Linked DNA regions of Homo sapiens: region 1 is linked to region 2. The links are chromatin loops, found by intact Hi-C in ENCODE. Cell type or tissue: endothelial cell of umbilical vein. All regions are shown on one strand. Each heading gives the region's core, and the rest is flanking DNA. Links, peaks and the distances in the headings are about the cores only. Region 1 overlaps METTL8 (methyltransferase 8, tRNA N3-cytidine). Region 2 overlaps METTL8 (methyltransferase 8, tRNA N3-cytidine).

Region 1 (15,891 bases), core at 7,357-12,356, 57 kb after region 2:
AGGCAAATGAAATGAAATGCTCCACCTACCACCACCTTTACCCTGATGTGCCTTTGTTCTTTTTGCCTGCCAATGTTCCACATAAGACTATCAGTGTTCTATAAAACCCTACCTGCAAAATTATTTTTAGAGCTCTTTCTGCAGTGAATAGTATTCATAAAATCTTTTGTATGCTGAAGAGTAGAAATTGATTACACCTAGAAAGAGAGGCAATTCATGCTCAAAAGTATAAAATGATGTAAATGTTTCCTACCCAGGAAAGGCAAATCAAAATGGAATTTCAATCCTTTAAATAATCACGTGATACTTATCTATACTCATCTATATATAGAAGAGGGAAAAAAAAAAAGTAAGAGTTTCTCTCACTATAAATGACCAAGAGCCTCTGTAGACAGAGACAAAAAGATACAACCAGATTGGATTATTAGGCAATTCAGGAAAATGTCAGAGAAATGTGAATCTTGCAGGCTGCTAGTCTGTGGAGAAAGCATGGTGTGGCCAGGGTCTAAATATGTGGCAATTTCCCTACTTAGGCAGCTGTTTCTTTAATTAACCACACAAACATCTTTATTTCACTTGCTTATCTATAACAGTTATGCACAGCCTTGCATTGCTATTTATCTTATTACATAAATATATAACAACTGTATATAGGAGATAATATAAATACATAATAAAATTATATAAATGCCTTCTTACTTAAATTGCAAGCTTCTAGAGGCAGCACCAGGCTGCTCATGAATTGTTTGACTGATTACATAAAAATGGTATTTGTCTGACATAAATCTAATTGGATGGAAGTTACTTCATATTTTCCAGGGTGGATCCTAATTAAGATCCTTGCAGTGCGAAGGAAGTGATAGAAGAATGTGACAATGTACAGGTAGCTATCCAATTAAATTAACTACGATGATTAACAAATATGTGCTTTGTATTATTACTACCACGTTAGCCTAAGGTTTGCTGGTCATGGTTCAATTTTGTGGGAAAAGAAGGGCAGGGCCAGCCCCAAATAAAATTGTGGTAGAAAAAGTAGGTTTCTGCCACCAGAATGACCCAATCCCTTTATGTACCTTCTCTTAGCTCTCTTTTGGCATACTCTAATTTGAATACCAGTTTAACTCAGATAATTGCACAACAAAACTGTGTGAATAAGTAGTATTTTTATTTGAAACAACACAAAGAGGTACAGTTTAAAATATTCCATTCATCCAAAAGAAGGCAAGAAAGGAAGAACAGAGGAATGAAAAACAAATAGGACAAATAGAAAACAAATACCAAGATAGCATATGTAAACCCAACCATATCAATACTTACAATAAATATAAATGGGCTCCAATTAAAAAGCAGATTATTAACTTGGATTAAAAAAAGTAAGACCCAGCAATATACTGTTTATAAGGCAAGCACTTTAAATATAAAGAAACAAATAGATTAACGTAAAAAAAGGTATACTATGCAAACACTGCATAAGAAAGCTGGTGGGGCTATATTAATAGACAAAGTAGACTTCAATGAAAAGACTATTATAGAGATAAAGAGGGGCATTTAATAATGATAATAAGCCAATTCATCAAGACAACATAGCAGTCTTAACTATGCATGTACCTAATAACAAAGCTGTAAAATAAATAAAGCAAAAAGACAGAACTTTCTAAAAGGAGAACTTAACAAATTCACAGTAATACTTGGAGATTTTAACAACCCTTTTCCAGTAATAAATAGAAAAATAACCAGCGACAAGCTATCTAAAAATCAAAAAGGATAAAGAAGATTTGAACATTATTAACTTGACCTAGATGACATTTATAGAAAGAACATCATACAGCAATAGCAAGAATACACATTCTTTTCAAATGAACATGGAACATTCACCAAGGTAGACCATACGCTGGGCTATAAAACAAGTCTCAATAAATAGATAAATTTGGCTGGCCAGGCACAGTGGCTCATGCCTGTAATACCAGCACTTTGGGAGTCCGAGGCGGGCAGATCACCTGAGGTCAGGAGTTTGAGACCAGCCTGGCCAACATGGTGAAACCCCATCTCTACTAAAAATCCAAAAAAAAATTAGCTGGGTATGGTGGCGGGTGCCTATAATCAGCTGAGGCACAAGAATCACTTGAACCCAGGAGGCGGAGGTTGCAGTGAGCCGAGATTGTGCCACTGCACTCCAGCCTGGGTGACAGAGTGGGACTCTGTCTCAATGAATAAATAAATAAATAAATAAATAAATAAAAATAAATCCCAAAGTATTAAAATCATACAGAGTGTGCTTTTTGACTATAATAATATTAAATGTTAATATTTTGATGAATTAACTTGTATTAATAAATGTCCCTTCTTATCTCTGGTAACAGTCATTTTCTTGAGGTCTACTTTGTCTGATATTAATACAGCCCTACCAATTGTCTAATGTAATGTCATGTATGGCATGCTGTGTATCTTTTAAAAAAATTTTAGTCTATTTGTGTGCTTTTCTAATAGGCAGTGCTTTTCTAATAGGCAGCATATTGTCAATCCTTGCTTTTGTATCCAAATTCAAAATAATAATAAGATAGCTACAAAAATTTCCAAATGTTAAGGAATTAAGCAACACAGCTATAAATAACCTATGAGTAAAAGAACAAATCTGAAGAGAAATTAGAAAATATGTTGAACTGAATGATAACAAAATCTGAAAATATCAAAATGTATGGGATGCAACTAAAGCAGTGTATAGAGAGAAATTTATAGTTTTACATATTTTTATTACAAAAGAGAAAGATGTCAAATCAATAATCTCAGCTTCTATCTTTTTTTTTTTTTCTTTTTTGAGACAAGGTCTTGTTCTATCACCCAGACTAGAGTGCAATGGCACGATCATAGCTCATAGGCCTGCTTTGGCCTCCCAAGTAGCTGGTACTACAGGCATGTACCACCACACCTGGCTACTTTTTTTTTTTTTTTAAGAGAGGGTCTCCCTATGTTGCCCAGGCTAGTCTTGAACTCCTAGGCTCAAGGGATCCTCCCACCTCAGCCTCCCAAAGTGCTGGGATTACAGGCATCAGCCATCTTGCCTGGCCTCAGCTTCTATCTTCACAAGCTAGAAAAATAAGAATAAATTAGACCCAAAGTAAGTAGAAAGAAGGAAATAATAAAAAATAAAAACAGAAAGCAATGAAATAGAAAACAGGGCCAGGCATGGTAGTTCACGTCTGTAATCTCAGAGCTTTGGGAGGGAGGTCAAGGTGGGCAGATGGCTTGAGGCCAAGACTTTGAGACTAGCCTAGGCAAAATAGTGAGACCCTGTCTCTAAAAAAAAAAAAAAAAAAAAAAAAAAACAACATCAACAACAACAAAAAACTTCAAACAAACAAAATTAGCCAGTGCCTGTAGTCCCAGCTACTTGGGAGGCCAACGAGGGAGGATCACTTGAGTTCAGGAGTTCAAGGCTGCAGTGAACTATGATCATGCTATTGCACTGCATTCTGGGCGACAGAGCAAAACCCTGCCTCAAAAAAAAAAAAAAAAAAAAAAGAGAGAGAGAGAGGGAAGGAGGGAAAATGAGCAAAGCAGGGAAAAATCAAAGTCAAAAGTTAGTTCTTTGGAAAGATTAATAAAACTGATAAACTTCTGGCAAGACTGATATCAAACATGTGTTTCACAAAACACAAACTTCCAATAATAGGAATGAAAAATGAGATATCACCACAGACCTTACAGACATTGAAAAGCTAATACTGGGATATTATGGACAATTTTATTGCATTCATTAGATGGGACAAAGTCCTTGAAAACCATAACTTACCAATAATAACAAAATAACACAAGAGAAAATCTGAATAGCCCTAAATTTATTAATTACATTTGTAATTAAAATCAAAACAAACAGCACACCTAATAGGATGGCTGGTATTTAAAAACAGCAACAACAACCCAGAATATAACAAGTATTGGTGAGGATGTGGAGAAATTAGGAAATTGGAGCCCTTATTCATTGCTATTGGAACATAAAATGATACAGCAGCTATGAAAAAACATTATGGTGAATCCTCAGAAATTAAACATACAATTACCATATGATTCAGCAATTCTACTTCTGGGTATATACCCAAAAGAAGTGAAAGCAGAGACCAAAGAGATATTTGTACACCCATATTCATAGCAACATCATTCACAATAGACAAAAGGTAGAAGCAACCCACGTGTCCATTGAAGATAAATGGATAAACAAAATGTGATACATACATACATATATATGTACAATGGAACATTATCCAGCCTTAAAAAGAAAGGAAATTTTGACACATGGTACAACCATGGATGAATCTTAAAGATATTATGCTAAGTGAAATAAGCTAGTCATAAAAGGATAGATATTGTATGATTCCTCTTATATGAGGTTCCTAGAGTAGTCAAACCGATAGAGACAGGAAGTGGAGTGGTGTTTGGCAGAGGTTGGGGAAGGGGGAATGGGGAATTAAGTTTTTAATGGATAGGGGAGGGGCGAGAGGAAACGGGGAGACGTAGATCAAAGGATACAAAGTTGCAGATATGTAGGATGAACACGTCTACAGATCTAATGTACAATACGAGGACTACAGTTAATAATATTGTATTATATTTGGGACTTTTGCTGAAAGAGTAGATTTCAGGTACACTTGCCACACATACACACAAAGGTAACTATGTGAGAAGATACAATTGTTAATCTGCTTGCCTATGGCAACCACTTCACTGTGTATATGTACATTAAAACATCTTCTTGTGTACCTTATATATACAATTAAAGAAGAGAAGCTAGATACCAAAAAAGTAAAAAATAAATAGATAAAGAGTTTCATTTAGGGAAGATGAAAAAGTTCTGGAAATGGATGAAGTATGAAGAAGGCAACAAAAATTTCCACAAATCCTGATAAGGTGTTTCAGTTTTTTAAAATTTACTATGTGAAAAATCTGAAAACGTGGTCCTGACCCTTCACTTAACTCAAATTAATGTCACATCAAAGGTATATATTGTACCAACTTTGCCCACAGGTTCCCATTTTCAGCTCACCATCCTATGAAGGTCCTTCCTCTTGAATCCTAAGAAGGCCAAAATGAAACAGAACAAGCAAGACTTTAGGGCCATGCCCCTATGAGATCTTAATGCCAAGGCTCAGTCATGAATAGGCAATGGTTAAAGCAATCACTAAGGAACAGACGAGAAAGGAAATGAAGCTCATTCAAGTATTGGATTGACAGTGTCATTAAAAATTGCATTTATTATGCTACCAAGTATAAAGAGGCATACCAAGAAAAGCTGACAGACTTCCTGCCAGCTCTAGGTGTAGGTAGGTATGTGTCTATTTTAGAATGTAAGGAAAAGAACAAATGTATAAAAGGACTTGGGTTCAGCATACATAGTAACCATGACAAGCCAAGGAGAAGGTGGTTTTAATAGTTACCAGTTTCCTGAGCAGACTACCACCACAATGAGCATAGTGGCAAAAGCAGCAGCCTTGATACAGAAGGCCAACTTATGGGGAGCAGATCTCTCCCCAGCTACAAATTTTGGCTAGATGCTTTGCCTACCACTAAAATGGGATCCTTTTCACAATGATTCATACATCTGCCTGACCATATCAACAAACTATAACATATGCTACAGGAATAGGTAAAATGTATGTAATGCACATGACAAAATACCTCTTAACTGCAAATTTTGCTTTTGGGGAGCAATAGTTTTGAGTAATACTTTTTTTTAAAGAAGGATTTTAATAAAAGGAAAGACTCCATAGTATATTTTGCAAATTGAAAAAATATTTTGGAAAGTAAAGGCTGAGCACAGTGGTTCATGCCTGTAATCCCAGCACTTTTGGAGGCTGAGGCAGGAGGATTGCTTGAGCCTAGGAGTTTGAGATCAGCCTGGGCAACATAGAGAGACCTCATCTCAAAATAAAAATAAATAAATAAAAGGAAATAAAGCACCAATTCCAATATCTCTTCCATGTAAATTTCATTTTTTTTTAAAAAAGTTAAATATTTACCATGTGTGATGACCTATCCTAAGCACTTATATACAGTATATTATCTTATTTAGCTTCCATTTCCCTATCAAGGGGTACTATTTTAAGAAAAAAACCTATAAAGGACGAAGTAAACTAACAGGCCTAAAGTCACCCAGCTAAAAATTGATAGAGATTCAATTCCAGTCCAAGCAGTCTAATTAAAGAATCCACATTCTACCTTTTTGGATGTTTTTGTTTTTGCTTTTTTGAACAGCATTATTATTCACATACATATAATTCACCCATTTGCCTTCTACTTTTGTACACCACATATACAAGAAGGATCATGTTACTGATTCCCCAGTCTTTAATGGGGTTGCTAATTTTGTTGTAACTGATTTAAGGAGGCCCAGAATTCCTTCTCTCCCTTCATCTCTCAACTCTGTTTTTCTCTTGGGCCTTAATCAAATAGCAAGCAATGCCATTGGTAGTCAGCAGTCCCCAGATTTAGGAAAGCACAGTCATTCTCTTATTTGGCTTGTCATATTACTATATGTGCTGAACCCATACATAACAATATGTATAATCTGTACTCAAACCTCAAGGTGCAGACAAAAGGCTCTTGCATCACCTAAATAATGTAACATTTTAACACCCACGTCTTTTCACCGGTTTGCTTCTGCAGAGCTGAGTAGTAGAGGCAAAGAACGGCTTCTTAGTTCCATTGCTTTTTAAGATGGTTCCTAAGACTGCTTTCTTGCATTTTAATACTACTAGAGGAACACCAAAGAAATAGAGCAAACAGTACTGCTGTTTGTGTGAATCTATAACGATTATCCTTGGAGCACTTAGCTAGCTCTAGGAAAAACTATTTGTAAAACTCCCCAAGGATGATTCCCAGTTGTCTCAGCTCACTGCAACCCCAGGGAGAGGAATTGCTATTAACCATACACTAAATGCCAGTCCACCATGTAAAAGTTAACTTCCCTTCAATGTTTCCTGAGTTCTGAGTATCCTTTAAATAAGTAAATTAGTGAGACGTTCATGTTTTCACCTTTGTAACTGTTTAGCATTTCTTCTCAGCTGGGAAGCTGGGAAGCAAACATCATCTAGAATGAAGTTGCACTAAACATTACCTGAGAGGCTAGCATTAATGAGAACAAATTAAGCGCTACTGTTGTACTTTTTTGGAGAGCAAAAGCTGACAGGTAAGAAACACTTAAGTATCAACTACACTGCAGTGAAAACTGAAGCTTCAATTAACCCTGGCAATTTCAGCGAACTCAGAGGGTGACCATCTGCCAGACAAACAGCTTAGGCAACTCATGCATCTTGTTTTAATCTTTCTTTGGATGATTATAATTTCAGGGTATAAATAAGGTTATTAGCAAGAACAGAACAACAACAATAATTACAGTAAGTATTTGCAGAGCATTTTGATCACACTATGACGTCAGTAACTCTGCAGCTTCAAAATGGGAATTTCATGCTTAGCGTTTGTTCTCCATGACTGCCCTGAATGGTGGCTACATGATACACTCACTCACACAAAAAGAGGCAACTGGGACTCAGAAGTTATTTCTCTAAGGGATTTAATGTAAGCTCATCTCAAAGCCATCTCAATCCAAAATATCTGAACTATTCTTATTTCTCTGGACGTTGTCTCCAAACACATTATACTGGGCCAGAATGAAATTGGTTTTAACTTATTTACCTGGCATTTCACATTTAGACTTCTATGTACGGAAGAAGGAAAAAAGCCTGGATTCTTGATGGCATCATTGAACAGGTAAACCAATGATAGTCTATCTCTGACTTCTTGCTAGGTGAAAAAAGTAAATCCTTTTGTATTTTAGCCACTATTAGGTTTTCTGTTACGTAATATGTATTATTGTTAAGTCCTGGGATTTCAGAGACAAATCCATTTGGTTTCTGCTCTCAAGAATTACCATTAAGTGAAGAAGAAAGAGATGCAAACAAAGAATCCTGACATGATATATAGTAAAGGTAAGTACAAAATGCTATTGGAGCACAGAGGAATGAAAGATTAAGTCTACTAGTGGTGGCTCTGAGAAGCTTTCTGGTAGAGGCAATATTTGTGCTGGGTATAGAAGAATGAGTAACATTCCACGGAGAGAAGGGTAAAAGCCAGGGAATTTCAGGCAGGAGGATTAGCACAAATAAAGATTAAACAGGTGTGAAAACATGGAATATTCAGAGAATAAAAATAATATAGAAAAAGGTGCTGACCTAAATAATTCTGGATATGAATGGTGCCTATAAAACTGAAGGCAATAGGAATGGTAATAAGCACTGTACTCTAGTTGATAAAGGGTTAACAATTCTGAAATCAGTATACAAGGAAATCAGAATTGAACAATTAGGAAGTAGGTGATACTTGGCAGAAGCCAGGTTTCTCATTGTTGGAGTGGGAGGTTACAAACAAGGGAGAAGAAAAGGCTAGAATAATCTATATGGTAATGACTTAGAATGCGAGTCATTTGTATGCACTCATATTTAGCTTAATATACATACGTTATATATAGAAATATCTGTAGATATGTATGTATACATTCATTAGTATACACACATATATTTCCTTACTCTGTCATCTGAGAGGGCCTAGAAGTCATCACATCCCGGTGGCAACAAGCACACCCAGTACCCAGATCTTCGTTTCTAACCATTCTCTAATAAAACAGAACCATGGCTGCTTGGAGAACTGGCTGATTCTAGGATTGAGGCAGAGAATATAACATGAGCCTAGAGCATCTTATAGTGCCAGAAAGTAAGGAAGTGCACACACATACACCCGAAAAACCAAAAAAACCTACAGTGCTGAGGGTATTGTCAAAAGGACACAGGAGCCAACTGAACGTGTAGCCAATGGCCAAAGCTAGAATACTCTGAGCAACAAAATAAAAAGTAGTTTTGGATTACAACCCAAAGTATAAAATAAATATCCATGTATCCATACTGATATAAATGATTAAATAAACAAATAAATGAGGGAGAAGAGAGAAATCGTCCATGCAAATAGTCCTGAATAATTTATGTAAATAAATACTCTTCCCTTAAGGAAGTGGAACATAACTCCTCATTAAGTGTGGGCAGCACATAGTGACTTCTTTCTAAAAGAGTTCAGTGTGGAAAGGGGGAAAAATAACTCTGCAGCGGAGTAACTTCACAAAGACTTCCTCAGCCAGGTGATCAAGGTTAACACGAACAGTGATAGTGCTGATAGCATGTATTCTTGATATGATGTGACAAAAACAGCACTTTACCTCTATGTTCTTCTTCCCCAACCCCCATAACTTCAGTCTAATCATAAGAAAACTATCAGATAAACCCCAGTTGACAGACATTCTATAAAATATGACTAATACTCCCCAAACTGTCAAGGTCATCAAAAACAAAGAAAGTCTGAGAAACTGCCAGAGCCAAGCAAAATAAGGAGACACGATGACTACATGTAATGTGGTATCCTGGATGGAATCCTGGAACTCAAAAAAGTCATTAGGTAAAAAGTAAGGAAATGTGAATAAAATATGGACTTTAGTTAACAATAATGTATCAATATTGGTTCATTAACTGTAACAAATGTACCATACGAATCTGTTACTAACAAGGGAGACGGGGTATGGACTATATGGAACCTCTCTATACTAACTTCACAATTTCTTCATAAATCTAAAAGTGTTCTAAAATTAAAAATGTAAAACAAAATAATTTTGTATGACTACAGACTATGATGTGAGGGGCAGACAGGTGGGGTGGGGAGGTGGTTATAAGGCTGGAAAGTTAGGCAGAGGCCAGATAGGAATCTTCATGTACACCAAATTAAGCAGTTTGAATATTTTCTCATAGGCAATGCAACAAACAGAATTTTAAATAAGAGAGCAAGATGATGAGATCTGTTCAGTGGTCCCCTCCTCATCCTGTCTGCAGGGGATAGGTTCCAAGATCCCTAGTGGATGCCTGAAACTGTGAATAGTAACAAACCCTATACATACTATGCTTTCTCATATATATATATATATATATATATATATATATATATATATATATATATGATAGTTTAACTTACAAATTAGGCTTAAGAGATTAGCAATAACTAATAAAACAGAACACTTGTAACAATATACAATAAGTTATGTGAATATAGTCTCTCCCTCTCTCTCAAAATATCTTATTATACTGTATTAACCCTTCCTGTGTTGATGTGAGATGATAAAATGCCTACGTGATAAGATGCAGTGAGGTGAATGATGCAGGCATCGTGACATAGTGTTAAGCTACTATTGACCTACATCTGAAGGACGATCAGCTGCTTCAGGTAATCCTGGATCATGGAGCCATGACGGTGTCAATGGCTGGCTGTCAGGAGCAGATGATGACTACCGGGTAGTTAGAATTTATAGAGTGGATACACTGGACAAAAGAGTGATTCACTTCCTGGGCAGGACAGAGTGAGATGGTGTGACACTTCATCATGCTATTCAGAATGGCATGCAGTCTAAAACTTCTGCCTTGTTTATTTCTGGAATTTTCCATGTAATATTTTCAGACTATGGTTGACAGTGGGTAAATGAACCATGGAAAGTGAAACCATGGATAATGGGAGACATTATTTATAAAGATTATAAAGACTTACAAAATGTATTTATATATATTATAATGGCCTTATACTACCGATGACTGATCAATGAAAATCAAAGTTCTGGGACCAGGGCATGTGTAGCATTTAAAATCTCCCCATACAATCTTGGTGTACATTGAGGATTGAGAACCACTCAGATACAGAATTAATGAGAAGAGAAAGAGGCCCAGGGCTACACACTAAGACTATTAGATCATGACAGCTAAAGAAAACAGTGGCCATGAGTATCAACGAGGGCACATATTCAAGTCACACTTCAGAGGGAGAATCAATGAATTTCTTGCAATGACTAGATGTAAAAGTTGTGTGCAGTGAAACAGGAGACAAGGTTTCTGGCTTGCATGGCTGAGTAGATGTTGATGGTATTCAAAACAGAGTTCATACACACAGGCAAAAAGGCTAGATAATGGTGGGATGAAGGTAGGGAAGGGAAGATAATGAGTTCAATTTGCACATGACAAACTTTAAGGATCCTACAATATATTCAAATGGATAGCCCCAATAGGTACTTAGAAATGAATTCATGTGAGTGGTAGGTGCTAGAGATGTGTATCTGGGAATCAAGTCCTGGTTTTACAGGTGGTGGCTGAAGTCGAGAGGGACTGATCAAGAAAAAAAAATAGGGCAGATGGAACTAATGGTAATACTGATATTTAGGAAGAAGAGGGGTTAGTTTATGGGACTCAATACTAAAGAATATTAAAAGAAGCCAAAAATAAACAATTGGTTTTAGAAATGTAGGAAATCAGTGATGACCTTTATCAAGGTGATTTGAAACCTGGCTCTGCCAGCAGAAAACAGTTTAATCAATATATAAGTCACTGGAGTAAAGGAGGTAATGAATGTAGATGACTGACAGGCAGAGGAGAGAAAAGGAGAGAAGTTGGGCTGTATTTTGAGGGATCATGTAGGTGAAAGAAGGGTATTTGTTAAGCTGCAAAGATTCTTGAGTATCATTGTAGGATGAGAGAACACACACACACAAAGACTGAAGATACTGAAAAAAGAAAATTGCTGACAAAACAAGTTTTGAGAATAAGTAGGCCAAAGAAAGGGGAAATAAGTACACAGAAAACACATCAGCTATGTGAGGTATCTAGAACAACTTTATGCTCTGAAGAGTAAGAACAGGTGAGTTTGTAGTAGAAGAGAAGATGGCTAAGACACTCCTTTCCCAATGAGCTCTTCTTCGTGAAGTAAGAGGCTGTAAGGTAGGGGGCATGAGAAAAGGAGGAACAGAAAAAAAATGGGAAAGGACACTAACAACATTTGAATAAAAGAATGTCAATGAACATAAGTTGCCTATCTAAAGATGCAGCTCAAATTAGTGGTTATTTATTGGTTGTCTCTCAAGTATTCACTCCCTACTTCCCATAGCTCATGGACTTGAAATCTGTACATTTTCTGAGAGGCCAGAGTGGACATGATTGAAGCCAGAGGTGAACATATACCCTATGCTAAGCCAATCGGCACACTTCTATACCTCTGGGCATAGTGATTGGTTAGGAAGTGGGCATGTGGCCAAACCTGTCCAACAGAGTACCTTTCTGTTTTACTGCTAGAGATCTGGGAACAAAGATAATTTTTAATACCTATTAGGTATGAAAGAGGAAGCACCTGTTATGTATGAAAGAGGGGCTTTTTCAACAGCCCCAAAGCTGTTGAAAGCTATATTGGTCAGCTTGGGCTGCCACAACAAAATATCATAGACTAGGTTGCTTAAACAACAGAAATTTTATTTTCTCACAGGTCTGGAGGCTAGAAGTCCCATATCAAAGTGCTGGCTGATTTGGTTCCTGGCTTGTAGACAGCCACCTTCTCATTGTGTCCTCCAATGGCCTCTGTGCATTCGCAGAGGGAGAGATATCTTCTCCTCTTTTTATAAGGACACCAGTTCTATTGAATTAGGGCCTCACTCCTAAGACCTCACTTGATCTTTATTACCTCCATAAAGGCCCATCTCTAAATAAAGTCACATTGTGGGGTAGGCCTTCAGCATATGAATTTAGGGGGACACAATGCAGTCCATAACAAAAGCCACCTTGGAGCCATGAGTGGGCCTAACGTTAGGTATGCATGGTACAAATATAGGATGAAGCCAACTATGAGGCAAGAAAACTAGGAAGCTAAAAAGAGGTTCATAAGTCCCATTGTTAAGTAGTTGGATTAAATTCCTCTTTTTTTTTTTTCAGTTATCGAGCCAATACATTTCTTAATTGTTTAAGCCATCTGAGTTTTCTGTTATCTGCTACCAAAAGTAACCTAACTGATAGGGCAGTTATTGATTTCCTCTACTACCTAGTTTGTGGGGCGAAATATTTGGTTTGATCTGGATTAGGACTATTTAGGCTTGTAGTATGGAAAGCAATGGTGATTTAAGATGGTGGAAGTGAAGGAAAATATAACTAGTAACCACAGAGTAAGCCCATGCTGACTGGGAAAAAAATAATAGAGAGGGAAGAGGAGGGTAGAAGGAATTGGAGGAGCTGATGGACTTAAAGTGGCTAGAGTCTGGGTTTAAAAGAAACAAGGGGAGGGACCCAGCAACTTGGGAGGCTGAGGTGGGAGGATCACTTGAGCCCAGGATTTTGAGGCTGCAGTGAGCCTTGATCATGCCTAGGTGACAGGGCAAGACCCGGACTCTAAAAGCGGGGGGGAAATGGAAAGAAACAGGGGAGGGAGAAGACAGATAGGAGGTACTGGTTAGGAATGAGGCCTTCTAAGTTTTTTTTTTAACCCATCTCACCTAGTAACAAAAACAGTAAACACTGTAACAATGAGAAGGAACTACTGCTTTGAACGAGAGGCTCTTACAGTGTGGCCAAAACCACAAGGCCACAAATGCCTATGAAAGAGAAAGCTTTTAGTATTGACAAAAGCTAAAACATGGACTCCCGTCCACCATCTTATGTTAATCTTCTGAAAGTCATTATAATAGATCTCCATCCCTTGCTCTTCAGGAACAGTCCCCCACTGGACACATCTGCTAAAACAGGGTTTGTCCAACCAAGGTCCTATGACAATTATTTAAATCGCATTTTTATTATGATAATAATCTAAAATTCAATAGGAGCCATGTATAACTGCTACTTGATTTCAGTGTCTGTGTTTGCATTTATGATCTTGCTGGCAATAAGCAGCACAGATGTAATACATAAATGATGCATCTGAGTATACAGCACACTGTAAAAAGATTCTGCAGTATTTTGAATAGAGAAAAGTGGTGAGGGAATTGGGAAGACACATAGCACACAACAGCACAGATGGGCTGAAGTCAAAAGAACCTGCATGATGATGGTCAGTAGCTTCTTTATAATGAGAGTTGCAATTTATTTTCAGTAAAACATCAGCAGTCACACTATACCGCTGTTAATTCGAGTTTTATTGGTTTTGTGGTTGTACTTGTACTTATTTTGATTTTGTGGCTGAATAGGAGCTCTATGTACAAGGAGCTTATACCTGGATTTGTGTTCATAAACAACATAGTAAGAATATTTTAAGTCAACTGAGGGACCTGAGAATATTTTTCCTTTAAACAGAGATTTATTTCTCAGCATTTAGAAATAGTATTAGAAAATTCTGTTCCAGAGAATTCTACAGTTTTTTTGTTTTTTTTTTTTTTTGAGATGGAGTTTCACTCTTGTTCCCCAGGCTGGAGTGCAATGGCAAGATTTTGGCTCACCGCAACCTCCGCCTCCCCAGTTCAAGTGATTCTCCTGCCTCAGCCTCCCGAGTAGCTGGGATTACAGGCATGCACCACCACGCTTGGCTTTTTTTATTTTTAGTAGAGATGTGGTTTCTCCATGTTGGTCAGGTTGGTCTCAAACTCCCGATCTCACGTGATCCACCCACCTCGGCCTCCCAAAGTGCTGGGATTACAGGTGTGAGCCACCGTGACCAGCTGCTGGGAATTCTACTCTTACTGCTCCTTAATAGCAGAAATATCCCTAAGTAGGGCAGAGTCATCTCAATTCTCTGCAGAAAGCAATTTCAGGTGGCGCTGAAGGGTATGGACTAGGTTGGTTCAGGATCTGCCACTTACTACCACAGGCTGTATCACTACCAGAGGTTGTCTTAGTTTTACAACCTCTGGCATGATACCTAACTTCGCTAGTCTCAATTTCTTTAATAAAATGTGGCTAATAAGGTTATTTCCAAAGATAGGAAGCTTCTGGGAGGTAACACATGTAGCTTAGTGCTGGGTGCGTGGTAAGTGTTCAATCAGTGCTAACCCATTTGCTGTTATCATTAGTCTGCCTCTCCTCACAATTTCCACAGGGCTTTGTGAATACCACAGGATCAAGCCTTCCACTAAGATGCTGCTTAATTTGAACAGCCCTAAGTAGTCCCAACTTTTCAAGAAGACAAAAGACTAATTTACCAATGAAGCAGGATGGTATAGTAGAGGGCTGAACCGACAACAGGCTTAGTCCCAAGTTCAAGTCACTTAATAGGTGGCTAAGCCGGGACTTGAAGTTGAGATTAAGTCTGTTGTCAGTTCATGATTTTTTAGGGAAAGTCACTTTGCTTACGCCTATCAGTGCGTTCGTAAAATTGAGAGAATTCTTAAGTCACAAAGTTCTTACAAAGAAAATTATAAACTACATAGTGCCTTACAAATGTAAAGTCAAATTATTATTCAACAAATTCCGGAAACATTTCTAAGGGGCACCTCTTAAAACTAAAACAGAAAAAAAAATCCCACAAAATAAAATTAATAAATAATTACGAACACCCTCCCACCTCCCACTGTCTAGCAATCAGGTACTGAGGCAGTCAGTTAGGACCACAAGCTAAAATGAAAGTAACAATCAAGTCTTACTTTCTGCAACAGTGCAAGCGGGAGGCAAAAAGAAATGCTAGCTCCCCAGCTTTCCTTTCTCCCCCACTGAATGGCAGCACTGGGTGAGGATCAAGTAGACACGGCATAGATGGGGAAATTGTCTTACTGTCAAGGAGGGGTGGGAGAAGGCTCTCGCTTTTCTAAATGGACCCCTGGGGTGGAGGTGGTCAGGGACGCGGCAGGGCAGAGAGGGGAGCCTGGAATGGAAGGAAGTCCTCTGAATGGAGGCATCTGGGCTAGGAATGCAGGGGGCTGATTCCTAGACTACAGCCCCTCCAGGAAACTGCAATGTTCTAGCTGTGCACCAACTATGGTGTGGGGAAGGCAGCTTCTCCCCATGAGGCCCTCCAGGCAGAGCCTTGTAATTGTCTACGGTCAGGCCGGAAAGATCACATGTGGAATTTCGACCTAGAGCC
Region 2 (15,891 bases), core at 6,185-11,184:
AAGAACAAAAGTCTGTCTCAAAAAAAAAAAAAAAAGAAGAAAAAGGTCACTAAAATGTTAACAGTGGTGAAATCCTTTGTTTGTAGGATTGGTGATAAATTATCTCCTTGTTAGCAAATTTTCTATAATCAATATACATTGCCTTTAAAATAAGAAAGACAGGGTTTAGTTTTAAAAATAGAAAACCAAGGTCTACACCAGATTATAGCAAATTATATATCTCACTTATTTCTATTTCATCTAAAAAGGGGTAATAACAAAGAGAGTAAAAATTAAGGCCAAAGCTTCATTGGTACTTAAAACTGCCCTCAGATTAAAATGAAAACAGACAATTTTTTTTTTTTTAAAAACCAGCAAAACCAGATTTAAACCACAAACTTAAAACTTGACTGATTAAAGACATGAGTCCCTTAGATATTATTTATGCACAGAAGTACACTGAATGCTTATTTACATTTGATAGTTTTCCACCAAAAAAAATCTGGATTTTTAATAAAATAATACAGAATGTACATTTTCAAATTATTTGTCACCTCCCATTTTTGTCCCTTGAGCACAATACCTCTAGTATCCTGAAAGTGGCATTGCTACCAGGAAACAATCCAGTCTCCATAGGTCCTTTTTTGTGTTTTTCAGAGTCTAGGTTGGAAAAATCAGATTCTGTTTTGCTTTGACCTTCTGAAGAACCAGAACTTTTCTCATAATGATTTTTTTCATCAGGCACAGTAGGACAGTGCATTCTTGAGAAACGATTTGTAGCACTAGTTTTTACATGATCCCATGATGATTCTCTCGCCTTCTCTTCAGGTTTTTGATCAACTGGAAGAATTTCAGGAAATTCCCTCAACAGCCAATTACGATCCTTGAAAAACTTATTCTTATGAATCTTGTAAAATGTGTCCCAGTATTTACTAGCTTCTCTCTCATACTTAACTAAAATAAAGAGGAAAAAGAAAGATTTATTTTACTACGAATTATATTTACTATTAGCTACTGTCTTGATAATTGTTAAACATATACATTATCATTTATAACAATTATATTTACAAATGAATAACTTTAATATTATAATATTTTAATCTATCTGATAAAAGGTTGAAACTACAGAGCTTTAATTCTCTCAAAATGTGTCAAAATGTGGGATATTTAGTCCTACCCCTGTGAATCTGCTTTTATCTTAATAGTTTAGCCAATTTTTGTGAGAAATATAATCACTGCAAACAACTTTCTAATTTTATCTTAACAATCACATTGTTACCAATAAGCTGTGTGGTTTTTTATTATCTTAAAGAAAGGTCCAGGCGCGGTGGCTCATGCCTGTAATCCCAGCACTTTGGGAGGCTGAAGCGGGTGGATCACGAGGTCAGGAGTTCGAGACCAGCCTGGCCAACATAGTGAAACCCCATCTCTACTAAAAATACAAAAAGTTAGCCGGAGGTGGTGGCAGGTGCCTGTAATTCCAGCTACTCAGGAGGCTGAGGCAGGAGAATTGCTTGAACCTGGGAGGTGGAGGTTGCAGTGAGGTGAGATTGCACCATTGTGCTCCAGCCTGGGCAACAAGAGTGAAACTCTGTCTCAAAAAAAAAAAAAAAGAATGAGGGCTGGGCACGGTGGCTCATACCTGTAATCCCAGCACTTTGGGAGGATGAGGCAGATGGACACTTGAGGTAAGGAGTTCAAGACCAGCCTGGCCAACATGTTGAAACTCCATCTCTACTAAAAAAATAAAAATTAGCTGGGTGTGGTGGCAGACACCTGTAATCGCGGCTCCTCAGGAGGCTGAGGCAGGAGAAATGCTTGAACCCGGGAGGAGAAATTTGCAGTGAGCAGAGAACACGCCATTGCACTCCAGCCTGGGCAACAGAGTGAGTTGTCTCAAAAAAAAAAAAAAAAAAAAAAAGAGCCTGGAGCAGTGAGACAGAGTGAGACCCTGTCTCAAAAATTAATAAATAAACAAATAAAAGAAAGGACACCTTATTTTTAATGTATTTACAAATACAATTTCAGCATAAATGCAAATTGGTGATCAGACAGGAAATTTCAAAATTATAAACAACATAATTTAAGAGCTAAAAGGGTCCATTGGAACAATTTACTCCAACCTCCCTTTTTGCATTTGAAGAAAGGACCTAAATCCACTTGTTCCAAGTCCTAGAGCCCCATCACAGTGAATCCATGGCCATGTCTCCTGACTTTTGGAATCTGGAGGCCATCCCGTAACTCCATTCTTCCCCCAACCTCCAAGGCATCTCTTCCTACTGACATCTCCCAAGATGAAGCCTTAAAGAAAATTTCTGATGCTCTTAAAACAAATATGCATTTTATGATGTCATCCTGTGGTCAGGGTTAGGTCAATAGTCTCAGAGCTTCAGGTAATTCTTCGCTTTCTGCCTCTTCCTATTTGCTCCTTAAATTAATAAAGTAAGGGCCGGGCACGATGGCTCATGCCTGTAATCCCAGCACTTTGGGAGGCCGAGGCGGGCGGATCACGAGGTCAGGAGTTCAAGACCAGCCTGACCAACATGGTGAAACCCCATCTCTACTAAAAATACAAAAATTAGCCAGGTGTGGTGGCAGGCGCCTGTAATCCCAGCTACTCAGGAGGCTGAGACAGGAGAATCACTTGAACCTGGGAGGCGGAGGTTGCAGTGAGCCGAGATCACGCCATTGCACTCCAGCCTGGGCCATAGAGCAAGACTCCGTCTCAAAAAAAAAAAAAAATTAATAAAGTAACCCACTCTCTCCCTCATTTATTCAACAAACATGTCTTTTATTTATTTATTTATTTTATATTTTTAGTAGAGACAGGGTTTCACCATGTGGGCCAAGCTGGTCTCAAACTCCTGACCTCAAGTGATCTGCCTGCCTCCACCTCCCAAAGTGCTGGGATTACAGGCGTGAGCTACTGCGCCTGGCACGTTCCTTTTTTTTCCCTTTTTTTTTTTCCGTGTTCTTGGGCAGTGCTACAGGCAGTAACAATTTCTTGAGTGCTATTATGTAATAGGCCTAATCCACGCATTAGGAATTACTTTAACCTACTGTAGACGCATGCCATTTTAAAAGTGCAAAAGCTTTCTTTCTAGGAATACAGAATAATTTCCAAGATTTGGTGTTAGGTGAAAAAGCAAGGTATATAACAGTGTCTATATTCTGTAACCACTCATTAAAATAAGAAGAAAATACGCATGTATGGTTACATAGAAATATTCATGTACACACACACACACACACACACACACACACACACTTGTAGAAGGTACAAAATACTTCTAGAAGGATAATCACATAATCAGTAATACTGGTTGCCTCTAGGGAGAGGAAAGGAGTGGCTGGGGACCACAGTTGGAAGGAGAATTTTCATTTGAATTTTGATCCATGTGAATTTACTATACATTCCAAAAATAAATTAAACTAAAAATAAAAATAAGAGATGCATTTCCTTCACAATTTTAAAGAAGCCCCTACTCTCAGAACAAGCAGTTGCCTGTAATCAGGTTCATCTTTGTTACAGAACCCTGTCCTGAGGCCCTTATAATTTTCTTCTTTCCAATTTTATCTTTATGGCCTTGTACCGTGGATCTCCACCCATCTGGCCACAAGACTTCCTTCCCATCAAGGCTGAATTGTATCTGGCAGCAGGAATGCTATAAAGACTGAAACTCCCATCTGTATTTAAGGTCTGAGAAATGAAAGTGGATCTTTGTAACAAAAGAATTATGTGATATTAAGTCCAAAACATACTCACCTCTGCACTAATGGAAAGAAACCTATTTATGGTTGATCTGAAACTATATATTTGTCTTTTAAATATTTCTATCTCTATTTTCCTTCTTTTTCAATAATTTTGGTGTATCTCCACTTTTAAAAATTGGAGTGTGCCTGATATACTATGTAAGAAAACAAAATGACACTCTGAAAATCAGACTCAGGAGAAATTATAAAAGAGTCAAATTTCTCCAGGGTCTTCTCAAGCTTTCTCTTCTTCCTTTACCTTAAAAAAAAAAAACTCTCTTTGTAACTCATTCCATGCAGGTAAAAGATTTTCTGCCTAACAAAAAGCAGCCATCTAAGAAGACTTATATTTAGTGAAATCTCTAGTATTTGAGTTTACAATATCAAGCTACTTGTGAAGTGTGTTTGAGCCCAATTACCAGTAACTAGAATGTACTGTAATACTACTATATCTTGATTAATTTGTGGGAATATTCCTCTAGGAATTAAGTGGGGTGGGGGAAGTACAGGGGAGTAACCTAATAAAAGATGTGCATAGCGGCCAGGCGAGGTGGCTCATGCCTGTAATCCCAACATTGGAAGGCCCAGGCAGGAGGACCACTTGAGGCTAGGAATTCAAGATGAGCCTGGACAACAAAGCAAGACCCTGTCTCTACTTAAAAAAAAAATGTGTGTATAGCAGTTCTATTTATATTAGGAAAAAGTGGGGAAAACTCAAATGCCCAACAACATGGGAATGAGCAAGCAAACCATGCAGTTCAAACAGGGTAACCTTATGTAGCAATTTAAAAATAAAAGATAATAAGCGGGGCATGATGGCTCATGCCTACAATACCGGCACTTTGGGAGGCCAGGGAGGGCAGATCACCTGAGGTCAGGAGCTCGAGACCGGCCTGACCAACATGGAGAAACCCCATCTCTACTAAAACTACAAAATTAGCCGGGTGTGGTGGTACATGCCTGTAATCCCAGCTACTCAGGAGGCTGAGGCAGGAGAATTGCTTGAACCCGGGAGGCGGAGGTTGCGGTGAGCTGCGATCGTGCCATTGCACTCCAGCCTGGGCAACAGGAGTGAAACTCCATCTCAATAAATAAATAAATAAATAAATATAAAAAATAAAATAATAAAGGAAAATAATATTAAGAGAAAATACACAGAATAGTATATACATTGATGGCAGCTCTAAAATTTATTTTATAGTCATTCATAACAATAAGTTGAAAATTTGAAGCAATGATAACAATTTAATCATTATTAGGTAGCTCTTTCTTTTGCAAAGCTGTATCTACTTCTTACACAAAGATTAAAGAATCTTAGCTGAATTCTTCATTCAAATTGCCTACAGAATTTCCTCATTTGATGAAAGGTTTGAATTAGAGTAGTATCTCTAAAGTCTGTTTAAGCTCTAAAAATTCTGTGTACTTTCCTATTAAGCGCCATGAATTTATGGAGAACATTAAACATTATCAGTTCTACAGACTACAAAATCTTGGATCAGATTGCCGTTTTAAACATGAGTCTGTACTACTGTTTTAATTTTTACAATTTAAAGAGAAAATGAATCTGTAGTGACGTGACTGCAATCTGGTTCAGAAACCAAACATGTCAAGCATCTAAATTCAACTCTAGCCTATGTAATATTAGAAGGCAATAGTCAGGGTTTGCTAATATACCTATTTTCAAGCCTTTTCCAACTATTTCCCACTCAGGAATTAGGAGAAAAGAAATCAGATAATTACATAAATTATACCAATAATAGTAGCATTAAAAATGACAAGAATAACACATATTACGTGTTTATTATGGGCTACGCACTATGTCAAATGCTTTACTTGGATTTTTCCCCCATTTAATCCTAGCAGTATCTCTCAGATAGATTTTATTATTCCAATTTGCAGAGAAAGAAATTCAATGTCAGAGGAAATAAAGAATTTCCCCAAGGTCACCCAGCCAGAAAGAACAGAGTCAAGACCTAGCCTAAGTCTGCTAAACTCTAAAGCCCACGCTCTCACCCATTACACTACACTGCCTCCCGAACACAAAGTCAATATGAACCCCCTGAAAATCATCTCTGCTTTTCTGATTCATACTTTCTTCTCAATTATGAAGTATCAAGTTGAAATTAAAACCTCAGTGTGGCTTACAATCAGTGTAACTACATTGTAAAAATAATGCTGATTGGAGTTACCCTTCATTAAGACAGATCAGAAATACATAATTAATTAAACTGCATACTTTAAATTATAAGAAATATAAACCATGCAGTTATATGATGAAATGATGAGCAATAGGAACATTAAATGCTCTATGAGAATATATGGGTTTGTGGGACAGAAACAAAACAGAGAAGCAGCACCAGTGTCTGGAATTTGGCTTTCAGCAGCTTCTCCAATCAATGCTGGCAACTCCATAGTTCCCAGTAATGTGTGAGAGCTTCTGAGACCCCACAGCTTGGTCAATCATCATAATTATGATTATGAGACAACAAACACCTTCAGTGTATGATTTAATTTCCTGAACTGCAAGAGTATCTGTGTTAACAGGGGAATTGGAGGAATTACTGCTCTGACCATGAGTAAAAAATTCAGTATCAAGCTGCTGGTAAGGCAGGTCAGGAATGATAAAATAATATAGCGTGGAGAAATCTGCCCTGTCTTCATCTTGTTTAACTGACTTTCTAAACAGGTGTATTAATGACAAATTTTTCTTGGAGGAAAATTTTTTTTCTTTCCTAGGTTGGTGATTCAGAGTTAACTGCTTTATGCCAGTGGCAGTAAGAGGGATGTAGCGATCTGTTTAACTACAGCCCAATGAAGCAACTTCTCAATTATTCACTTATTAAATTCAATATTGCTGAGGGAAAGAAGGAATATGCACGCTAACCATCCTTAAATATTCAGAATTCATTCTGAATCACACTCAACATCACAACTAAGAAATTGAATTAAACCATTTATGTATGACATATATAATATGATTAATATGAATTATGAAAATTTATTCTAAGTTTCCATGTAATAAAAAGCAATTTAAAGTTATTTTTGCACATCAATTACGCAAATACCTGAGCTCTCAAAGTTGGAAATTTCCACACATCAGTGAGAAAATTCATTGTCTAATAAAAGAAAACTCTTAAAAACTATGAAATTAAAAGTATGTTTCTAAGAGCACTGCATAAAATTTTAAACAAGCAAAGCCAACTTATAAACAAATAACCTAAATTTATAAGCATAAAACTTTTAGCTACTCTCTCTATATATTTTTTTCACATAGAACATTTTCTCAATGGTAAGGTATTCACAAAGTAAAGTATAGTGAGACTCATTCTTTTGCTTGACATAGATAACTTTCCATAGGTAGATAGTTAATTACAGGATATTTTAAAGTAAAAATAGCAGCTGCTTTTGTTATTCCATTTAAAAGACTCATTACATTTGCTAAATAACTGAGATATGACACACTGGAGATGTTTTTTAGGAAATTATAAAATATAATTATGTTAACTCAAAAATTGCCAAATGTATCTTTCATTTCTCTGAATTAACTTGCTTTTAAAATAAATTTGAGCTATAGTAAAATTGAAAATAAATTACAAAAAGGAAATGTGGAATTAAAAATCATTAATCTGGGCAATCTTATTGAAAGAAATGAGGGCCTGGATCTATAGTTTTTTTGTTTTTGTTTTTGTTTTTTGAGACAGGGGCTTACTCTGTGCCCAGCCTGGAGTGCAGTGGTGCAATCACAGCTCAGTGCAGCCTTGACCTCCTGGGCTCAAGTGATCCTCCCATCTCAGCCTCCCAAGTAGCTAGGACTACAAGCACGCACAACCACGCCTGGTTAACTTTTAAATTTTTTGTAGAGATGGGGTCTGACTGTTGCTCAGGCTGGTCTCAAATTCCTGGGCTCAAGAGATCCTTCCACCTTGGCCTCCCAAAGTGTTGGGATTACAGGTGTGAGCCACCACATCCGGTCCCAGATGCCATATACATTTTAATCACAAAAATGAAATGTCAACCATCCTGCAGCAAGACTATTATTTGTGATGCATAATTTCTTACTTTCAGATTGTGAGAGTGTTTCCTGACTTCAGTTCTCACCAACAGCTGAGACAATATGTGAGAAATGGGAAATGGGAGTGACAGGAGAGCCTGAGACACACAGAGACCAAAAGAAATGTGCCAGAGAGTTGGCCAGCATGGGAGAACAACCAGTACTTCCTCCCAGTTGCATTAAAATAAAGTGAGATAAGATCAGTAAACAGTGCTCCTGCTGTATAATAATCTGCATATAGAATACTCTGTGATGGGAGAACACTGGCTCTTTCAAAGATTTAGGACTCTCCTAGATAAGAAAAGATGGTGGTTCACAGAGGCACTTGCCGAAGAGCCAGGTCACTGCTTCCTCTGGGGTCTCAGTGTTTGAAAGTAGAGCTTTTAAACAATCTATTTACCTTGACCCATATTCATCAGAGACATTAAATATCAAACCTGAAGCCTCACCCAGGGTGCTGCAGACTGGCACGTCTGTGATCCCTACAGAAATTGCGCTGGATGGCTCTCACTGTAACGTCCTGCCACTCAACATGGTTCCTCAGAACAAAAGTATTCTTCCTTTACCACCCTCCGGGTAGCCTCAGTTATTGCTCTGTGTGCCCTTGCTTACGTGTGATAAGATGGTCACCCCCATAATGTGTTCCTTCTCCCTGCAGTGGTCCCCTGACAGGTATAAAGCCCATCACACTGAAGTGTTACAGAGGGGATGCAGAAGGGACCTAGCAGAAGCCTTTATCTCTTTGAGTCATTTTGAAATGGAATTTTTTGTTCTGTGTCTCTGCAGCAGTCAGAAAACTTGCACAGAAAGAGACTGGACATACTAATAAGCAAATCAAATGCTTCAAAGTGGTATCATCAACCCTCTCCTGCCTGCCTTTCCTGCTTCTACAGAGAGAGGCCAGTCACCACCTTTCTATTTCAGTCACACTACGTACGGTTCTATGGGAACTGTCATTTTCCTTTACTGCGGTTTCCAAGGCCCTAAAATAACCTTCTCATTAGCTTCACCAAGTTCATTGTTAACATAAATAGGACAAAATAGGCAGCCACATACAAACGACTTTAAGGGAACACTATCAGCACTGCTCATCTATTTATGTTCTAAATGGAAATATTCAAAATAGGGCAAAAAAATCCTTGGTTTTTCATATTATCAGGAAATATATTGTGGATAATTTTTAACTTCCTGGAAATGAATTAAGATGGCTGACAACTTTTAATTCAGTTTAGGCTTGACTCTGTCTGTCACATCCAGGTGGCCACCAGCAGAAGCTTGAGTAATGTGGAAAATATGTCTGTGCAGCTGCTGGCAAAGAAGCACAGTTATACTTCTTCAGAAACAGTGTGACAGAGTTCCTGCAAAGGAATGCAATATTGGCTGATTTGTAAGCAGTACTGCCACTGGTATGCACCCTCGAATCCAACCCTAATACTCTCTGGCCATATTCCCCTCAAAGACTTCGTGGTTGAAGCTCATAAAAATAGAATGATGTCATTGTGGATCAGGTGCTCTTCATTTCTGTCCACTCTCCAGGATACAATAAGGAGCTTAGGAGGAGGATGGAGAACTGGCTCTACGGAATAGCAAGTGATACCAGAAGATAAGATAGGTAGGCACTGCCCTCTTCACTAGGTAAGGGCAGCTAATGAGGGCAGTCTCATTAGCTTAGGCTCCCCAACTACTGTTGCTTCAAACTTTGGCCTCAATTTGTAGACTAAAGTCACCAGAACAATAGTTAACTACCAGTGGGATTAGTGATCTTCCTTATACTTGGTTTACACAGAGGAATGCTAACATCTTTCCCTGGGGAGTTCCAGGACAGCTGATCAATCTAGAAACAAAATTCAATCTCAGGGGTTGGAAACCTTTTTCTGTAATGGGCCAGATAGTATTTTAGTCTCTGTGGGCCAGCTGCAGCAGTCTTTGTTGCAACTACTCAACACTGTGACTATAGCTCAAAAGTGACCATAGACAGTATGTCAACAAATGAGTGTGTCTGTGTTCCAATAAACTTTATTCACAAAAACAGGCAGCAGGCTGGATTTCGACCATAGACTAGTTTGCTGACCCTTGCTTCATCTAACGGTTACACTGATGTTGCCACAAGAGTGACCAAAAAATGATAACCAGAACCAAGTTGTTCTGGCAAAACTAATCTATTGTATTAGAAGCCAGAATAGTGGCTCTTATGGGCCACTATTTGTGGGATTAGTGGGGTCAGGGATCAGGGGGAGTACTGTAATTGGGAAGAAGCACATGGAAGCTTCTGGATTAATAGTAATATTCTGTTTCTTGATATGGTTGATGTTTACATAGGTGTGTTAACTTCGTGAAAATTCATTGAACTATGCGAGAATTCATTGATGAGTTGTATAAATTTCTGTGTCTATTTTATAAACTATTTTTAAAAAGAAAAAAAAAGAACCAACATGTTCTAAGGGAGAAATCATTTTAAGAAAAATAAGGCAGAAAGTCCTATAGAGAGAATATAAGAGTTGGGTAAAGTGTCTGTGGGTTCCCAGCTGTGCAATGAGGATGATGCAGGCCAAGTTCTTTTGTTTGTAGTGTGCTTTTTAAAAAAATTGTGATTACAAACCACATAATGTAAAATTTAACATCTTAACTATTTTAAAATGTATAGTTCAGTACTGTTGAGTATATTCATATTGTTGTGAAACAGACCTCCAGGATGTTTTTATCTTGCTAAACTATTAACTACATACCAATTAAATGACAACTCCCCCTTTTATGAAATAACATGAGGTTAAAAAAGTAGATCCCCAAATTATATATGTATTATAATTACAACTGCTTAAAATTATATACACATTGGGTAAAAGTTCTAAATGATGAGCTAAAAACAATTATGTTAGAACAGTAGGATTAAGAGGCAATTGTCCTAAATTTTCTTAATATTTCCCCCATTTCCCGAGCCCTTGGCAACCACCATTTTTCGTTCTATGAATCTGACTACTTTAGATGTCTCAAATAAGTGGAATCATACAGTATCTGTCTTTTTGTGGTGGCTTATTTCACTTAGCATCACGTCCTCAAGGTCCATCCATGTTGTAGTATGTGACAGGATTTCTTTCCTTTTTAAGCCAGAACACGATTCCATTTTATGTATATACCACATTTGTTTTAACCATTCATCTGATGATGGGCATTTTAGGGTACTTCCACCTTTTGCCTATTGTGAATAGTGCTGCTATGAACATAGGTGTGCAAATGTCTCTTTGAGACTTTGCTTTCAAATCTTTTGCATATAACCCAGAGGTGGGATTGCTGGGTCATATGGCAGTTCTATTTTTTATTTTTTTAGGAACTTCCATACTGTTTTCCATAGTAGCCACACCATTTTACAATCTTACCAACAATACACAAGGGCTCCAATTTCTCCAAAGCCTTGTCAATGCCTGTCATTGTCAGGTTTATAAAACATTTATTTATTTTTATTGATATATAATAGATATAAATATTTTCAGAGTACATGTGATAATTTAATACCTTCTAATCAGTGTAACTGGTATATCCATCAACCTAAATATTTGTCTTTTCTTTTATTATTGTTATACTTTAAGTTCTAAGGTACATGTGCACAACATGCAAGTTTGTTACACATGTATACTTGTGCCATGTTGGTGTGCTGCACCCATTAACTCGTCATTTACATTAGGTATATCTCCTAATGCTATCCCTCCCCACTCCCGCCACCCCACAATAGGCCCCAGTGTGTGATGTTCCCCATCCTGTGTCCAAGTGTTCCCATTGTTCAATTCCCACCTATGAGTGAGAATATGTGGTGTTTGCTTTTCTGTCCTCGCGACAGTTTGCTCAGAATGATGGTTTCCAGCTTCATCCACGTCCCTACAAAGGACATGAACTCATCCTTTTTTATAGCTGCATAGTATTCCACGGTGTATATGTGCCACATTTTCTTCATCCAGTCTATCACTGATGGACATTTGGGTTGGTTCTAAGTCTTTGCTACTGTGAATAGTGCCACAATAAACATACGTGTGCATGTGTCTTTATAGCAGCATGATTTATAATCCTTTGGGTATATACCCAGTAATGGGATGACTGGGTCAAATGATATTTCTAGTTCTAGATCCTTGAGGAATCGCCACACTATCTTCCACAATGGTTGAACTAGTTTACAGTCCCACCGACAGTTTAAAAGTGTTCCTATTTCTCCACATCCTCTCCAGCACCTGCTGTTTCCTGACTTTTTAATGATTGCCATTCTAACTGGTGTGAGATGGTATCTCATTGTGGTTTTGATTTGCATTTCCCTGACGGCCAGTGATGATGAGCATTTTTTCATATGTCTGTTGGCTACATAAATGTCTTCTTTTGAGAAGTGTCTATTCATATCCTTTGCCCACTTTTTGATGGGGTTGTTTGATTTTTTCTTGTAAATTTGTTTAAGTTCTTCACAGATTCTGGATATTAGCCCTTTGTCAGATGGGTAGATTGCAAAAATTTTCTCCCATTCTGTAGGTTGCCTGTTCACTCTGATGGTAGTTTCTTTTGCTGTGCAGAAGCTCTTTAGTTTAATTAGATCACATTTGTCAACTTTGGCTTTTGTTGTCATTGCTTTTGGTGTTTTAGACATGAAGTCCTTGCCCATGCCTATGTCCTGAATGGTATTGCCTAGGTTTTCTTCTAGGGTTTTTATGGTTTTAGGACTAACATTTAAGTCTTTAATCCATCTTGAATTAATTTTTGTATAAGGTATAAGGAAGGGATCCAGTTCCAGCTTTCTAATATGGCTAGCCAGTTTTCCCAGCACCATTTATTAAATAGGGAATCCTTTCCCCATTTCTTGTTTTTGTCAGGTTTGTCAAAGATCAGATGGTTATAGATGTGTGGTATTATTTCTGAGGGCTCTGTTCTGTTCCATTGGTCTATATCTCTGTTTTGGTACCAGTACCATGCTGTTTTGGTTACTGTAGGCTTGTAGTATAGTTTGAAGTCAGGTAGCGTGATGCCTCCAGGTTTGCTCTTTTTGCTTAGGATTGACTTGGCAATGTGGGCTCTTTTTTGTTTCCATATGAACTTTCAAGTAGTTTTTTCCAATTCTGTGAAGAAAGTCATTGGCAGCTTGATGGGGATGGCATTGAATCTATAAATTACCTTGGGCAGTATGGCCATTTTCATGCTATTGATTCTTCCTATCCATGAGCATGGAATGTTCTTCCATTTGTTTGTGTCCTCTTTTATTTTGTTGAGCAGTGGTTGGTAGTTCTCCTTGAAGAGGTCCTTCACATCCCTTGTAATTTGGATTCCTAGGTATTTTATTCTCTTTGAAGCAATTGTGAATGGGAGTTCACTCATGATTTGGCTCTCTGTTTGTCTGTTATTGGTGTATAGGAATGCTTGTGATTTTTGCACATTGATTTTGTATCCTGAGACTTTGCTGATGTTGCTTATCAGCTTAAGGAGATTTTGGGCTGAGACAATGGGGTTTTCTAAATATACAATCATGTCATCTGCAAATAGGGAAAATTTGACTTTCTCTTTTCCTAATTGAATTCCCTTTCTTTCTCTTGCCTGATTGCCCTGGCCAGAACTTCCAACACTATGTTGAGTAAGAGTGGTGAGAGAGGACATCCCTGTTTTGTGCCAGTTTTCAAAGGGAATGCTTCCAGTTTCTGCCCGTACGTATGATATTGACTGTGAGTTTGTCATAAATAGCTCTTATTATTTTGAGATATGTCCCATCAATACCTAATTTATTGAGAGTTGTTTTAGCAAGAAGGGCTGTTGAATTTTGTTGAAGGCCTTTTCTGCATCCATTGAGATAATCATGTGGTTTTTATCTTTCCTTCTGTTAATATGTTGGATTACGTTTATGGATTTGTGTATGTTGAACCAGCCTTGCATCCCAGGGATGAAGCCCATTTGGTCATGGTGGATAAGCTTTTTGATGTGCTCCTGGATTCAGTTTGCCAGTATTTTATTTAGGATTTTCACATCAATGTTCATCAGGGATCAGGGATATTGGTCTAAAATTCTCTTTTTTTGTTGTGTCTCTGCCAGGCTTTGGTATCAGGATGATGCTGGCCTCATAAAATGAGTTAGGGAGGATTCCCTCTTTTTCTATTGATTGGAATAGTTTCAGAAGGAATGGTACCAGCTCCTCCTTGTACCTCTGGTAGAATTCGGCTGTGAATCCATCTGGTCCTGGACTTTTTTTGGTTGGTAGGCTCTTAATTATTGCCTCAATTTCAGAACCTGTTATTGGTCTATTCAGGGATTCAACTTCTTCCTGGTTTAGTCTTGAGAGGGTATAAGTGTCCAGGAATTTATCCATTTCTTCTAGATTTTCTAGTTTATTTGCATAGAGGTGTTTACAGTATACTCTGATGGTAGTTTGTATTTCTGTGGGATCAGTGGTGATATCCCCTTTATCATTTTTTATTGCATCTGTTTGATTCTTCTCTCTTTTCTTCTTTATTAGTCTTGCTAGCGGTCTATCAATTTTGTTGATCTTTTCAAAAAACCAGCTCCTGGATTCATTGATTTTTTGAAGGGTTTTTTGTGTCTCTATCTCCTTCAGTTCTGCTCTGATCTTAGTTATTTCTTGCCTTCTGCTAGCTTTTGAATGTGTTTGCTCTTGCTTCTCTAGTTCTTTTAATTGTGATGTTAGGGTGTCAATTTTAGATCTTTCCTGCTTTCTCTTGTGGGCCTTTAGTGCTATAAATTTCCCTCTACACACTGCTTTAAATGTGTCCCAGAGATTCTGGTATGTTGTATCTTTGTTCTCATTGGTTTCAAAGAACATCTTTATTTCTGCCTTCATTTCATTATGTACCCAGTAGTCACTCAGGAGCAGCTTGTGCAGTTTCCGTGTAGTTGGGTGGTTTGGGTGAGTTTCTTAATCCTGAGTTCTAGTTTGATTGCACTGTGGTCTGAGCGACTGTTTGTTATAATTTCTGTTCTTTTACATTTGCCGAGGAGTGCTTTACTTCTAACTATGTGGTCAATTTTGGAATAAGTGTGATGTGGTGCTGAGAAGAATGTATGTTCTGTTGATCTGGGGTGGAGAGTTCTGTAGATGTCTATTAGGTCCACTTGCTGCAGAGCTGAGTTCAATTTCTGGATATCGTTGTTAACTTTCTGTCTCATTGATCTGTCTAATGTTGACAGTGGGGTGTTAAAGTCTTCCATTATTACTGTGTGGGAGTCTCTTTGTAGGTCTCTAAGGACTTGCTTTATGAATTTGGGTGCTCCTGTATTGGGTGCATATATATTCAGGATAGTTAGCTCTTCTTGTTGAATTGATCCCTTTACCATCATGTAATGGCCTTTGTCTCTTCTGATCTTTGTTGGTTTAAAGTCTGTTTTATCAGAGACTAGGATTGCAACCCCTGCTTTTTTTTGTTTTCCATTTGCTTGGTAGATCTTCCTCCATCCCTTTATTTTGAGCCTATGTGTGTCTCTGCACATGAGATGGGTCTCCTGAATACAGCACACTGATGGGTCTTGACTCTGTATCCAATTTGCCAGTCTGTGTCTTTTAATTGGAGCATTTAGCCCATTTACATTTAAGGTTAATATTGTTATGTGTGAATTTGATCCTGTCATTATGATGTTAGCTGGTTATTTTGCCCGTTAGTTGATGCAGTTTCTTCCTAGCATCGATGGTCTTTACAATTTGGCATGTTTTTCAATGGCTGGTACCGGTTGTTCCTTTCCATGTTTAGTGCTTCCTTCAGGAGCTCTTGTAGGGCAGGCCTGGTGGTGACAAAATCTCTCAGCATTTGCTTGTCTGTAAAGGATTTTATTTCTCCTTCACTTATGAAGCTTAGTTTGGCTGGATATGAAATTCTGAGTTGAAAGTTCTTTTCTTTAAGAATGTTGAATATCGGCCCCCACTCTCTTCTGACTTGTAGAGTTTCTGCCGAGAGATCCGCTGTTAGTCTGATGGGTTACCCTTTGTAGGTAACCTGACCTTTCTCTCTGGCTGCCCTTAACATTTTTTCTTTCATTTCAACCTTGGTGAATCTGACAATTATGTGTCTTGGAGTTGCTCTTCTCGAGGAGTATCTTTGTGGCGTTCTCTGTATTTCCTGAATTTGAATGTTGGCCTGCCTTGC

The links. A loop is a pair of places that touch in the nucleus more often than their neighbours do. Peaks named below come from ENCODE experiments on the same cell type or tissue, not always from the same donor. Only the 100,000 strongest peaks of a DNase experiment are listed, where the experiment ranks them.
Region 1: a loop joins it to region 2, with 2.4 times the contacts of the local background. A loop is called at or near these places in 14 of 110 quality-filtered maps.

The regions. Positions count from the first base shown.
Region 1 is chr2:171,394,057-171,409,947 of GRCh38, forward strand. All of the region lies in intron 1 of METTL8 (methyltransferase 8, tRNA N3-cytidine), which reads right to left. Among named protein-coding and RNA genes, the nearest start is that of METTL8, 32 kb to the right of the region's middle. RefSeq lists a silencer at 11,728-11,777 and enhancers at 12,408-12,507, 13,335-13,394. In endothelial cell of umbilical vein, for the core only: no CTCF peak of the experiment used is centred there; DNase peaks (open chromatin) are centred at 9,355 and 10,425; H3K27ac peaks cover 2,532 bases.
Region 2 is chr2:171,338,622-171,354,512 of GRCh38, forward strand. METTL8 (methyltransferase 8, tRNA N3-cytidine) reads right to left here. Exons shown (of 10, transcript NM_001321154.2): 4 at 563-933. Among named protein-coding and RNA genes, the nearest start is that of METTL8, 87 kb to the right of the region's middle. RefSeq lists an enhancer at 8,626-8,675. In endothelial cell of umbilical vein, for the core only: no CTCF peak of the experiment used is centred there; DNase peaks (open chromatin) are centred at 7,870 and 9,110.